Linked DNA regions of Homo sapiens: region 2 is linked to region 1. A link is an interaction called in ENCODE POLR2A ChIA-PET data of the cell type or tissue named here. Cell type or tissue: OCI-LY7. All regions are shown on one strand. Each heading gives the region's core, and the rest is flanking DNA. Links, peaks and the distances in the headings are about the cores only. Region 1 overlaps LOC105378209 (a long non-coding RNA gene). Region 2 has its middle 81 kb from the start of NR3C1.

Evidence for each region. Peaks named below come from ENCODE experiments on the same cell type or tissue, not always from the same donor. Only the 100,000 strongest peaks of a DNase experiment are listed, where the experiment ranks them.
Region 2: POLR2A ChIA-PET joins it to region 1 with 11 read pairs; 4 of 35 experiments call an interaction of 5 or more read pairs at or near these places.

The regions. Positions count from the first base shown.
Region 1 is chr5:143,590,809-143,595,207 of GRCh38, reverse strand. The region is part of intron 3 of LOC105378209 (a long non-coding RNA gene); the gene reads right to left. Among named protein-coding and RNA genes, the nearest start is that of MIR5197, 87 kb to the left of the region's middle. RefSeq lists an enhancer at 2,425-2,484. In OCI-LY7, for the core only: no CTCF peak of the experiment used is centred there; DNase peaks (open chromatin) are centred at 757, 1,247 and 2,307; H3K4me3 peaks cover 3,068 bases; H3K27ac peaks cover 3,225 bases.
Region 2 is chr5:143,482,843-143,487,241 of GRCh38, reverse strand. No RefSeq gene overlaps it. Among named protein-coding and RNA genes, the nearest start is that of NR3C1, 81 kb to the right of the region's middle. In OCI-LY7, for the core only: no CTCF peak of the experiment used is centred there; no DNase peak of the experiment used is centred there.

The DNA of each region.
Region 1 (4,399 bases), core at 214-4,213:
CAGAAGATCATAGGAAAATGCAGCAAATGCACCATGTTTACAATGTGCAAAGGCAGAGAGAAGCATCAGTTCTCAGCATGAGATTGTTGGTTATGCCTGTGGGGGAGCAGATGGGAGATCACTATTGATCTCTAAAGTAGCTGGGTCAGCCAGACATGTTGGCTCATGCCTGTAATCCCAATAATTCAGGAGGCCAAGGTGAGAGGACTGCTTGATCCCAGGAGTTCAAGATTACAGTCAGCTGTGATTGCACCACTGCACTCCAGCCTGGGCAACAAAGCGAAATGTGGTCTTTTTTAAAATAAACAAATAAAATGTAAAAGTGGCTGGGCCTGTGCTCCATATACAGACTCATTTGCCCTCTTCTCAAGAACTCATCTGCTTTTAAAACTGGAGGATGATTGTTATTTTTATTTCTTCTTCTGGATACATTTTTAACCAACGTTAGAAAAATCAACCAGAGAGACAAATATCCATATACATACAGTAGCTTCACTAAAATATCTAGGATGGTCGAAACTGTCACCAAGGAGCCTTAGAAATGGATATTAATAACATGTACTTACCATGTGCTAGGCACCACATATATTACCTGTGTTAATTAATCCTCAGAACCATGGAAGAGTTACCATTATTATTCTCAACTCATGGATGAAGAAAATGAGACATAGCTTTGCCAACATTCACAGCAAATAAAGGGTGGCCCATCTTGACTCCAAGTTCAAGGTCTTAGCCACTACTTTGCTGACGCCCATTGAAGATGAATCAAGCACACCTGCACCATATCCAGCTGGTTGTATTATATCCAGTCCTTCTTATTTTGCAAAGAACCAATTCTCCAAATTAAAAGTCTCTTAATATCACCCTAAATCTACAATCCATAAAACACACCTTTGATTTGTCATATACATTTTCTTTAATGAACAAAGACAAAACTTTGAAATTTTGTTCAATTGTTTGAAACAATGACCTCCACATGTTGCCTAACCTAACAGATGAAGTGAAACAATCATTTTATAGCTCCAGTTCTTTATCTGCTATTACAGCCTCCAGCGTTTAACAAACTGTCACAATGTAAATCCCACAAGGTTCTCTAGAGCTCACACAGTTCTGTGTCCACCAAGCACTGAGCCATGTTTATTGTATATGTTCACGCTTGTATCAGGTGCTGCAGGTGTGTTGGCTCCCCTAAAGGGAACAGACATTCCGGCTCCGTTCTTTTTCTCCTTTTACAAAAACTATTTTCAACTACCCCCTCCATCCACCTGCCCCTACAACCTCATTCTTCTCAAATTTGCATGCTTCAACAAGTGCGATACTGTTGAACTGCAGTAAAAGTTTCACTGTTTCCCAAGGCAGGTGGTGCCTATAACTTCACCAAGGCCTGAGAAAAAAAGGATCGCTTTAAAAGTCAGGCGCTGGGTTGTCTCCCTTTCCTTGTTGTCTGCTTGGGCATTCCCTGGTACCCCACTGTCTATAAAGGATGACTAGTGCTGAAAGATAGGAGAATGACCCACATTAGCCTTTATTTTCTAAAGCTAAGTTTAAAGTACTTGCAATAGATAATCAAAAGAACTGGGAATTTAACTCTGAGCATAGCAATTTTCACCTGATTTTCTTTGCCTTCCAGAAAAGTGCCTGAAAACAGGAGGTATGCAATAAGTAATTGCTGAATAAATAAATGAATGATGCATGGGTAAATGAATGAAAATGATCTTCTCTCCATTCTATTCCTCTTTGGGTGGCCAACTTCGCTGTAAACTTCAAGTCTTAACTTAAAGATCACTTCATCCCAAAAGGCTTTTTGTAACTGCCCCACCACCACCAAATTAGATGAGTTCCTCCATTCTTTGCGTTTTCTTTCATTATGCTAATCCCTGTAATAATTCATATAACGGTTATTTTAAGTACTTATTTATTGCCACTCTCCCTTCTAGAACATAAGCTCCCTGATGGAAATGATGGGGTCTGCTGTGTTCCCTGCTCTACCCAGCATCCAGCAAGTGCCTACCATCAATTACGCACTTGGTAAATATTGTTGAATAAATGACAGAAGTTGCTATACAACAAAGATTTAATCTAGAAAGCTCTGTGGACTTGGATAGACCCAGTCCAGAGAGCAGCATGTGTCCTCATGGTGCATGAAATACACCAAAAAGTTTTAAAATCTCTTGCAGGGGCTCTTGTTCCTGACCTTTTCTTTTCTTTTTTTTTTTTTTTTTTTTTTTTTTTTTTTGCTGGACTGCCTGACAGAGGTTTCTGTTTTCCTCATGCCCTGGATGTCCACACAGCTGCACACCGAGCACAGACTTATTCATAGGCAGCTTCCTGTCACGTGAGGGGCTCCAGATTTAGTTTTCTGCCACAGCCAACAGACTCAAAGGGCCCATGCCCACCTCTGCTGGTCCACAGGTTCAAACGCTGCTGCCTGCGCAGTTGAGCCCTGGCCCCTCAGTTGCCCTCTCCCACTGTGGGAAGGAGACAGATGGGTTCTCCACATGCCTGCTGCTACTGGGAATGGGGTGAAGAAGAAGGCTACTGGCCTGGCTGTAAGAGGGCTTTCTGCGAGGGAATCTGGCTGGGACAGGAGCCCAGTGGGCTGGTGGGGAGCCTGACTGGTGGGGGGCACTTAAAGAGTTCATTCCTGGGTTGACATTAAAAGGAGCACCCCATAGTTCCAGTTCTATTTCCCTCACCATCCACTAATACCCAGCTTCCTCCATGCAGGGGATGGGTAAACTGTGTCACTGGTATTTAGGAACTAATCTAATCACATCAAGCCAGAGAGCCCTAACTCTATACTCACTTTCTCATCTGGGTAAGCCCCTTAACACCCCTAAGCCTCAGTTTCCTCACTGTGAAATGGCAATAATGCCTACCTGTTTGTGCTATGATAGGAATCCAGGATTCATAAATAATAATAATAAACAACAATGTGTGAGCACTTACTATGTGCCAGACATTGTGTGATAAACTCGAGATGTGTTTAATCCTCACAACTTGCTTCTGAGGGAGCACCTCTTATTATTCCCATTTTTATAGATGAGGGAACTGAGGCTGCAGAGAAGTTGTGCACCTGCCCAAGGTCACCTGGCTGGAACATGATGACGGAATCTGTATGACTTTCCATTACTGCAGAGGTTCTGAGCTTGGACTCTGAAGTCCAACGGTGTAGTTTACAATCCAGCTGCACAGCATACTGGGTGACCTTCCTCTGTTCACGCACTCATTTGCCAGCCTGGCCAAGCAGCTCTGTGAAAGGGATCGTCCAGGAGGCATTCTGCTCACCTTGATGGTTGCCCGGCCAAGGGACTGGGTTGTAATTTATGGGGAGCTCCATTCATTGGGAATACAGCCACATTCACAGTTCTTTCATTACGCACCTTCCCAAATTATAAAGGCAGTGTTCTAAGTTAGGCTTTTAATGCGGTTCACTGTTTCCCCATATCTCAGGTTGATCATCTTCCAGACATAAGTAAGTCCTCATGGTGGACTGAAGATAAGTAGCTGAATATACATTTATTTATTTATTTATTTATTTATTTATTTATTTATTTATTTTTGAGATAGAGTCTTGCTGGCTGCATTCCCAGGCTGGAATGCAGTGAGGCGATCTCAGCTCACTGCAACCTCTGCCTCCTGAGTTCAAGTGATTCTTCTGCCTCAGCCTCCCAAATAGCTGGGATTACAGGAACCCACCACCACGCCCCTAATTTTTGTATTTTTAGTAGAGACAGGGTTTCACCACTTTGGCCAGGCTGATCTCGAGCTCCTGACCTCAGGTGATCCACCAACCTCAGCCTCCCAAAGTGCTGGGATTACAGGCACGAGCCACTGCACCCGGCTGAATATACTTTTTATAACTGCCCTGGTTATTTGGTTTTTCTAGAGAGGACCAAGAAGTAGGTGGGGCTTGCTGCTGCCTGCAGAACTGTCCACTTCTCACTGCCATGACAGGAGAATAGGAGGGTGATATGGTTTGGCTGTGTGCCCACCCAAATCTCATCTTGAATTGTAGCTCCAATTCTCACATGTTGTGGGAGGGACAAGGTGGGAGATAATTGAATCATGGCCGAGGGTCTTTCCCAGGCTGTTCTTACGATAGTGAATAAGTCTCAGGAGATCTGATGATTTTATGATGGGGAGTTTCCCTGCACAAGCTTTCTCTCTTTCCTGCCGCTATGTAAGATGTGTCTTTTACCTTCTGCCATGATTGTGAGGCCTCCCCACCTACATGGAACTGTGAGTACAATAAAAACTTATTTTTCCTTATAAATTACCCAGTCTCAGGTGTGTCTTTATCAGCAACATGAGAACAGACTGATTCAGAGGGCTATGAAGTAAAATTGCCCATAAGAATCAGACCAGGCTGGGCGCAGTGGCTCACGCCTGTAATCCC
Region 2 (4,399 bases), core at 289-4,288, 110 kb after region 1:
ATAGAATATATTAATTAGCTAGGCCAAAGTCAGATACCAACTCCTGGAGCCTGAGGGAGAGATTAGCCTACCCTGAAAGCTCAGATTAACTGTGGGACAGGATGGCTCCCCAAAAAGCAAATTGAAATGGTGTTACTATCAGACAAAGCAATGGATCCCCATGGTCCAGAAGCAGCAGATGCTCACAAAGCCAAGGGATTCTTAGGGTCTTCTTGAGGCATTTGCTTCTGGCTGGATCCATAGCATCAACTTGGTATAGTAGGTGGGACACTTGGCTCAGAAGGACAAGACCAGGGTTCTAGACTCACTACTTCTCCTGCCTCTAGTGTATCCTCAAATCCATTTTCCACAGCATTCCCATAGTGATCTGGTTAAAATGCAAATCTAACCATGTCTCAGCTTGGAATTCTTCATTGCACTCACCTGCTTCTGCACCTCACTGCCATTGCCTGCGGGATCAAATCTAAGGTCCCTGATTGACATGAAAGGTGCTTTTCCTGCTTTTCAGCCCCATACCCCTTGGTCTCACACTTTCATCCCAGCAACCTTCAGCTACTGAGCTCCCTGCAGTGCACACTCATGCACACACACCAAGCTGAGTCTACTCTTCAGGCTTTTACTCATGCCTTTGCCTGGAGTGTCCCTTTCCTTTCCTCATTCAATTTTTACCATCTCATCTTCCATCTCATCGTTTTAACGACTTGGCCCAAAGATCATCTCCAAGAATTCCTCTCTTTTGTCCCCACCCCACCCTCTCCTGGGCTGTGATCTTCCCATAAGCACCATAATTCCCTAAGCATACTTCTATCTTTGCACTTCAAGGATCCTAATTACCTTCTCCAATTACATTCCCGCAAAATAATCATGGTAGGAATCCTGTCTTAATTATATGAGGTACAGCCCCAGGTGCTGCCACACTCCCTGGACCTGAGCAGACTCTTATTAAATGTTTATTAAACTGAACATTTTAGGACTCATTTTCCCCATATATAAAATGAGACCATCAAATTACATGAGCTGTGAGATTCCTTTCAGTTCTGGCAGGTCATGGATCAGACGAGTCCTTTTTTTTTGAGACTGAGTCTCACTCTTTCGCCCAGACTGGAGTGCACTGGCGAGATCTTGGCTCACTGCAGCCTCCAACTCCCAGGTTCAAGCAATTCTCCTGCCTATCTCCCAAGTATCCAGGACTACACCACACCCTGCTAATTTTTGTTTTTGTATTTTTTTAGTAGAGATGGGGTTTCACCATGTTAGCCAGGCTGGTCTCAAACTCCTGACCTCAAGTGATCAGCCCGTGTCGGCCTCCCAAAGTGCTGAGATTACAAGTGTGAACCACCACACCCAGCCCAGACTAGTCCTTGTTACAAGATAGCAATGTCAGGAGGGAATGAGACACAGAGAAGGTAAATTTTTATTTGGGGGGTAGAAATTCAGAGTAAGTCTGAACCAAGGGGAGATATACATAGTCAAATTGGATAGCCCATATATTCTGTATACTTAAGATGGAGTAAGGTCAGTGACATAGTTTGGATGTTTGTCCTCTCCAAATCTCATGTTGAAATTTGGTCCCCCATTTTGTAATTGGAGTCTAGTGGGAGGTGTTTGGGTTATGGGCACAGATTCTTCATGAATGGCTTATTGCTGCACTTGTAATGAATGAGCTCTTGCTCTTTTAGTTCCCACCAGAATTGATTGTTGAAAAGAGGCTGGCACCTCCCTCCCCATCTCTTGCCCCCTTTTGCACCCTGTGACACGTCGGCTCCCCTTTGCCTTCTGCCATGAGTGGAAGCATCTTGAGGCCCTCAACAGAAGCAGATGCTGACATCATGCTTCTTGTACAGCCTGCAGAACTATGGGCCAAATAAACCTCTTTTCTTTATAAATTACCCAACCTCAAGTATTCTTTTATAGCAATACAAATGAACTAAAGCAGTCAGTGTGCGTCAAAAAAAATTGATGAGAAATATTGGATCTCCCATGGTAAGCTCACCACATAGGGCATGTGGACACTCACAGACATAGTGTCCAGCAAGCCCTGGCCAGACGGAAGGACTCAATGATTATGCTGAATTGAACGCCAAATACCAGCTCTATCTCCTTCCCCACTGGCATTCACCTGGTCAGGGGAGAGTCAAGGAAACATGTCGATATCATACAAACAGCCATATTCTGACTGATTCTTGCCATGTCCAAGCAATCTAGCCTGAAAAACCTCTCAAAGGGCTTCTACTAACCAAGAGTTAGGGACAAATACTTGAGGAACAAAAACTAAAGTCCCTTAAAATGACAAAAGCTTAATAGCAATTAAATTGTCCTACCAGACTGTGAACCACTTGGATATTGGCTGGGAAGACTCATATAAATGTTATCACCAGCTCCTTTGGATTTTTTTGCTGTTCTTTCAACATCTGGTAGAGATTGTAGTAGAGACAGATTGAATTTATGGTTAGTGGAAAATATACTCTGCAAGTAGGACAAAAACGTCAATGTTTCATCATTGTTGGGCAGATGACTTTTCCAAGAGCTTCCTCAATTTTCAAAAATTGTATGTTAGTTCCTTGAAGAGGGAGGAATATGAATTAAATTTTTATGAAAATCACATATTTTAGGATGAACTCTAAGAGCTTTCAGTATATATTTGCATAAAAATAAAATTAATTCTGTTTGATGGACCTAGCCTTGATTGATTTCCTAACACTTAGGGGAGTTCATTTTCAGGGGCATTATCTCATCATTTGTGTTGCTGGGTTTTTTTTTTCTTTTCTTTTCTTCAAAACTGTATAAGTTCGTGCCAAAAGATACGTTTTGTCTATGACCAGAGTTTTGGTAATATAAATGTACTTTGCCTCATTTAATTTATTCATTTTTTCTCTTTGAGTGATAGTTATCTGTCTTTTCTCCTTTTCTGACTAAGACTTTGTGACAATCTTATGTAGAAAATTAAAGTAATATTCTTTTTAAACCTGAACTGATTTTGCCCAGGTCTTGTTTCAGAAATAATAGCAAAGAAATAATATACTTGAAGACCTTGAATTTCACAGATTTCATCTTTGCTGTCTGGCTGGAAGCCATAATGTGAAATCAGAGCTGTTTTTCTTTTCTTTTTTTTTTCTTTTCTTTTCTTTCTCTCTCCTCTTCATCTCCCACATTTAAAGAGTAATCACTTGACTCGTGTCACTGGTTTGTATGACTTTGTTGTTGCTGCTGAAAATAAATTGGCTCAAGGGCTAGTAATTAAAATATCTGCTTACATTTTTTTCTCTTTAAAAATCACTCAGAACCAGAAATCTTTTTTCCACATAGTTCTGTGAGGCAACATCAAACAGAGCTTAGATTCTTGGGCCTTTGAGGTTAAAGGGAACCCTCCATATTGTGAGGTTCAGCGAAATGGAGATGAGGGGAGGGCTGGCTATCTGGCTGTAATCCAACCCCAGTCTTCACGTGACAGTTTTATTTGGCCTCATTTATCCGAATAATTGCCCTCATTCTTTCTTTTACTTTCTTACACCTTGCTCTCTTTCCCTTTTCTTTTTTTAATCTCCATAGTGTAGAGTACAGTTAACGGTTGCCTGGTGAATTGACCAGGATAAAAACGAGCACATTTGAGAAAGGAAGCCCATCCTCACCTCTATCTTCCCCTCAAAAAAAGTTTGCTTATTTATTTGTTCCCATAAATGACATTAGGCAGATGATATCCAGGTCTTCACTCTGTGATAGGTAGATGTAGCCTTAAAATTAGTTGTATATTCCTCAAATAATGTTCCATCCTTAATGTCATTTGGCCTCAAATACAGGGCCAACACATCTGAATGAGAAATGAGATTTAGGAAACTGAGTTTTAGATTTGGTACTGTCTCTACCTAGATGTGTAGCTGATAATGGTCCTTAACTTCTGTGGGTCTCAGTTTCCAAACATGTCAATTTGATGTCAAAGTCTTCTCCAGCTCTAACATTCTGGAGTCTTTGATCTCTCCTGAACATCTTCTCTAAATCCCAGTATTTTGTTCATAGTCCTTTTAAGATATCCAACTTTAAAGTATTGTTAAAAGAAAGCAATAACTACATTAAAAGAGTGTTTTTCACTTTGGCCACATATCTTTCCTCTATTATAACCACAGGAAATATGTGAGAATATTTACAGGCTCTGTCAATTGCCAATGTAAAGATATTCTCCCTTTGGAGAGGGCAATTCGTGCTGTTACAAGGACATGCTCTGTAGCAACCAGCCTCAGAGTGGGTTTTCTCTAGTCTCACCCCGACTTGGGCCTCCTCCTCAGGGAATGTGCATATAAGGATGGGATGGACTTGGCCACTCAAAGGAAGAAGAGTATTTCTGAGCCCATTCCCTCAGCTACCCCATTGAGGCCTGAGGTCAAATCTAGCCCCAAGTTGTCCA